Regions from separate parts of the Homo sapiens genome. Here region 2 is linked to region 1. The links are chromatin loops, found by intact Hi-C in ENCODE. Cell type or tissue: CD4-positive, alpha-beta T cell. All regions are shown on one strand.

What was found. Peaks named below come from ENCODE experiments on the same cell type or tissue, not always from the same donor. Only the 100,000 strongest peaks of a DNase experiment are listed, where the experiment ranks them.
Region 2: it touches region 1 in a loop (2.0-fold over the local background); 2 of 110 quality-filtered maps call a loop at or near these places.

Annotation. Positions count from the first base shown.
Region 1 is chr19:19,539,073-19,541,572 of GRCh38, forward strand. CILP2 (cartilage intermediate layer protein 2) reads left to right here. Exons shown (of 8, transcript NM_153221.2): 2 at 607-705; 3 at 1,132-1,404; 4 at 2,019-2,174. Among named protein-coding and RNA genes, the nearest start is that of CILP2, 2.1 kb to the left of the region's middle. RefSeq lists enhancers at 531-1,193, 2,108-2,402 and a silencer at 2,007-2,276. In CD4-positive, alpha-beta T cell, no CTCF peak of the experiment used is centred here; DNase peaks (open chromatin) are centred at 679, 1,499 and 2,289; H3K4me3 peaks cover 996 bases.
Region 2 is chr19:19,590,037-19,592,536 of GRCh38, forward strand. The region is part of intron 2 of PBX4 (PBX homeobox 4); the gene reads right to left. Among named protein-coding and RNA genes, the nearest start is that of PBX4, 27 kb to the right of the region's middle. RefSeq lists enhancers at 1,097-1,256, 1,417-1,466. In CD4-positive, alpha-beta T cell, no CTCF peak of the experiment used is centred here; a DNase peak (open chromatin) is centred at 1,245; H3K27ac peaks cover 2,215 bases.

The DNA of each region.
Region 1 (2,500 bases):
GGAGACTCTAGCCTAGGGGAACTGGGTGGTACTTGCACTTCCCCAGCCGGGGGGTTAGGGCTAGGTCAGAGAGAGGTACCTGGCTTTGGGGGCCTGGTGGTGGTCATGGGCAGCGCGCTGGAGGAGAGTGTATGGCAGCCCTTGGGGCTAGAGCTGGGTTCTGGCCTCTCAGAGCCTCAATTTTCCCTCCTGTTAAAATGGGGATCATGGGCCAAGCACGGTGGCTCACGCCTGTAATCCCAGCACTTTGGGAGGCCGAGGCGGGCGGACTACCTGAGGTCAGGAGTTTGAGACCAACCTGGCCAACATGGTGAAACCCCGTCTCTACTAAAAATATAAAAATTAGCTAGGCCTGGTGGAGCGTGCCTGTAATCCCAGCTACTCAGGAGGCTGAGGTGTGAGAATCACTTGAACCCAGGAGGCAGAGGCTGCAGTGAGCCGAGATCGTGCCACTGCACTCCAGCCTGGGTGACAGAGGGAGATTCCGTCTCAAAAAAAAAAAAAAAAAGGGGGGGGATGATCGTGGCTGCACCTTGCCTAAAAGGAGGCTCCCAGCGGTCCCCATCAGTAGCAGCGTGCTTCCTTCTCCCCACTCCTCACCCACAGACGCCACCCCCACCGAGGAGCCAATGGCGACTGCACTGGGCCTGGAAAGACGGTCCGTGTACACCGGCCAGCCCTCACCAGCCCTGGAGGACTGGGAAGGTGAGTTAGCCTGCCTCGGAGTCCCGTCTCTGCTGCGGGCTTGTTGGGGGTGGGGCTTGGGCTACTGGGGTCGTGTGAGGAGAGGGCACACACTAGACGAAGGGCCCGGCGCCGTCCTGGTCCCCGGACATGACAGCCCCTGGAGGTGATGCCCCAAGTTCAAGATCTAAGTGAGAGGCCGGTCAGACAGAGGCAAGAGCTCAGCGCACCGGGATGGACCAGGTCAGGCCCTGGGCGGCAGAACTGGGGTCGCGGGGAACCCAGTCTGCCCTGCACCTGTTTCAGGCCGCTGGCTCGGGTCGTGGGCGCGCTCGGCTAGCCGGTGCCCACCGGGGGAGGGGGCTGAGACAGCAAGTAAGGCCTTTGCACGCATGCATGGGGGCCTACAGGCCGCCGCCCTGGTCCCAGCGCGTGCGGTGCCCGCAGAGGCCAGCGAGTGGACGTCCTGGTTCAACGTGGACCACCCCGGAGGCGACGGCGACTTCGAGAGCCTGGCTGCCATCCGCTTCTACTACGGGCCAGCGCGCGTGTGCCCGCGACCGCTGGCGCTGGAAGCGCGCACCACGGACTGGGCCCTGCCGTCCGCCGTCGGCGAGCGCGTGCACTTGAACCCCACGCGCGGCTTCTGGTGCCTCAACCGCGAGCAACCGCGTGGCCGCCGCTGCTCCAACTACCACGTGCGCTTCCGCTGCCCACTAGGTGAGGGCGGGGCTGGATGACGGGGGCGGGGCTTTGAATGGGCGGGGCTGGCGAACGCCGGGAAGAGTCGTGGTGGGTGGGGCTGGGAGGGGCAGGACCGTGTGGGTGTGGGCGTGGCTGGGAAGAGCCGGGGGACCCTTAGGCGTAGGACGACGTCAGGGGGCGGGGCCAGGCAGGGCGGGGCTTTTGAAGAGAGGCGCTGGGAACAGCGCGGGGCCCAAGTGCACCGTCAGGAGGCCCAGCGGGTCAGGACCCATGTCCGGCCCCCTGGAACGCATCTCCCTCCCGCTGCCCTCATTTGAGCATCTGTAAGAGCTCAGTTCTGTGGAGTGTCTTGAGCCCAAATGCGTGCAGGATGCAGGGAGAAAAGCAGGACTGATCCCCGGGACCTTATGCGGGGGTGGGGAGGTGGGTCGGTACCTAAACTATGTCTTCGACAGGCGCGCCTAGGGGAGCATGGGTGGGGGCGATGGCAGATCTGCTCTCTGGAGTGTCCGCCCTTGGATGCACATATGTGAGGGGGTTGGGGAAGAAGGGTCCTTTAGTCCCAGGTTACCCGGAGGCGCAGTTCCTGGGGAGGGCGGCCACCTGATCTCCGTCCCTGCCTTCCGCAGAAGCCTCGTGGGGCGCGTGGGGCCCGTGGGGTCCCTGCTCGGGGAGCTGTGGGCCAGGCCGTCGCTTGCGCCGCCGCCACTGCCCAAGCCCCGCTGGGGATGCGTGTCCCGGGCGTCCTCTGGAGGCGCAGAAGTGCGTGCGGCCTCGGTGTCCAGGTAGGAGGGGCGGGGTCTGGAGGCTGGGACCTGTACAGAGGGGAGGAAGGGGAGGTTAGGGGCTGAGCCTGGGAGAGAGGGTGGAGTTAGAGGCGGTGCCTGGATGTAGAGAGGCAGTGCTTCTCCTGAGCGATGCCTAGAGGGGAGGAGCTAGTTGGGGGCGGGGCCTCGTGGACGGGGCTGTGAAGGGCGGGGCCTGGTGCGGGGGCGGAGCCTGGAGGACCCAAACTCTGGAGCCAGGTGGAGACCAGCCCTTCCTTCCCTCCTGGGCCCAAGGAGCACTGGTAACTATGCACATCTGGACAGGTGGATGCCAGGGGGCTCTT
Region 2 (2,500 bases), 51 kb after region 1:
CCTACCAAAGACCCTCAATCCTTGAGGTAAGCTTTATTGAGATATAATTCACATGCCATATAATTCATCTGCTTAAAGTGAATACTTCAGTGGTTTTTAGTTTATTTCCAAGGTTGTGCGACCACCACCACTAGCTAACATTCTCATCCTCCCTAAAGATACCCCGTCTCTATGAGCAGTCACTCTTTACGCCCCCTCCCTAGCCCCGGGACAACCACGAGTCTTCCTGTCTCTATGGATTTGCCTGATCTGGACTCTTCATATTGATGGAATCACACAGCATGTGATGTGACACTTCACATCTGGCTTCTCCTACCCAGCATCATGTTTTCAAGGTGCACCCATGTTGCAGCCTGTGCCAATACTTCATTCCTCTTTATGGCTGAATAATACTCCATTGCATGGATGGACCACGTTTTGTTTTGTTTTCTTTCTTTTTTTTTTTTTTTTGAGAGAGAGTCTTGCTCTGTCACCTAGGCTGGAGTACAGTGGCGTGATCTCCGCTCACTGCAACCTCCGCCTCCCAGGTGCAAGTGATTCTCGCGCCTCAGCCTCCCGATTAGCTGGGATTACAGGCATATGCCACCACGCCCAGCTAATTTTTATATTTTTAGTAGAGACGGGGTTTCACCATGTTGGCCAGGCTGGTCTCGAACCCCTGACCTCAAATGATCCCCCCACCTTGGCCTCCCAAAGTGCTGGAATTACAGGTGTGAGCCATGGCGCCTGGACACACATTTTGTTTTTCTAGTTATCATGGACATCAGGTTGTTTTCAGATTCCTTAATCTGTATATTTATATACAATGATCCACTTCTCTGTCCAACAGACACTTTGGCAATGATAGGATGTTCTAGACCTTTCTATTATAGGAGGCACCAGCCCTGTGTGGCTGCTGAGACTTGAAATGTGGCTGGTGTGGCTGAGGAATGCACTGGTTAATTGCATTTGGTTTTAATTAATTCAAATGTAAACAGCCCTGCGTTGAGTATCTGGAGCCACCCAGCTGATGAGACTCAGGGGCTCAATTTGTGAGTTACCCTGAGACTGAGGGGAGGAAAGGATACTCCAATCAACCTGGAGAATAAGTCCCCCAGCTGCCGGGGTCTACTCCCACAAGAACCCTAAAGAAATGTACATGGGACTCAGCCCCAGGGTACAGCTAATTAGAAAAAGGATCTCAGTTCCAGAGAGGTGACTCATAGGCCTCAGGGTGACTGCTAGGACCCAGGAAAGCCCCATGAGCACCATGACACCCCAGCTTCCTGGCTGAATTTACAGAACCCGATTCTGTAATTGCAACAGATCCGACCAGCTGACGAGGAAGGGAAAGAATGAGAATGGCTTATGCCTGCCAACTACTAGCAAGGCCAATCATTAGTCAGGAAGACAAAAAGGCATTCCCTGATGTTATGCATTATTTACATTTACTCCTCTGAATGGGGCTCTGTGCGTTCCTACAGCACAGCAAGGGTTCCTGCAGCACAACAGCCCTGGCTGAGAAACTTCTTGTTCCCCAGAGACACAGTCACAGGGTGGAGAAGGCAAAGCAGGCCCCTTCTCAAGAACGGCCCAGGATGGGATGGCCGAGTGGGTCTGCAAGGGGCCTCTGGGGCTCAGCACACCGCCTCGGAGCTGCCTACCCACTCGAGATCTGAGATCCGAAGCTTTTCACACAAGCTGTCACTCATGCTCATGTGGAGGTAAAGCCTGACACATTCCAACGTGCCAGGCTGTCCCTGCTCTGGTGCCAAACACCACTGTGTGAATTCAGGCCACGCCTCAGTCCTCACTGGGAACATCAATGTGACAAACCTTATTTTTTATTTTTATATTTTTTTAGAGGCAGAGTCTCACTTTGTCGCCCAAGCTGGGGTGCAGTGGTGTGATCTCAGCTCACTGCAAACCTCACATCCCAGGTTCAAGTGATTCTTCTGCCTCAGCCTCCCGTGTAGCTAGGATTATAGGCACCCGCCACCATGCCCAGCTAGTTTTTGTATTTTTAGTAGAGATGGGTGGGTGAGGGAGGTGGGGGGGTGGTTCACCATATTGGCCAGGCTGGTCTCGAACTCCTGACCTCAGGTGATCCGTCTGCCTCAGCCTCCCAAAGTGCTGGGATTATAGGCGTGAGCCACTGTACCTGGCCAACGTGACACATCTTAAATCCAACGCTTTCGAATTCTGCAACATACCTAGTCCCAGGGTCTCAGCAAAGGGACTGTGGCCCGTATCTGGTTCTCCCAGCTAAATTCAAAGCTCTGCAACTAATCAGGGTTTATTTTGTTCTCAGAACAGCTCCTCTAGACACCGAGGAGGACAGCTGTTTCTGGGAAGGAGGGTTTGGGAGGAAATGCATACGCTGAGGGTGTCCTTGGCCTTCAGAGACCACCGCAGGGCAGGAACACCCAGACACTGTGGTGTGGTGAAGCTGACCCCAGGAGACAAGCTTTGAGGGACCTGCCTGCATACCTCCGACAGGCCATTCCTGGGGTTCACCAGG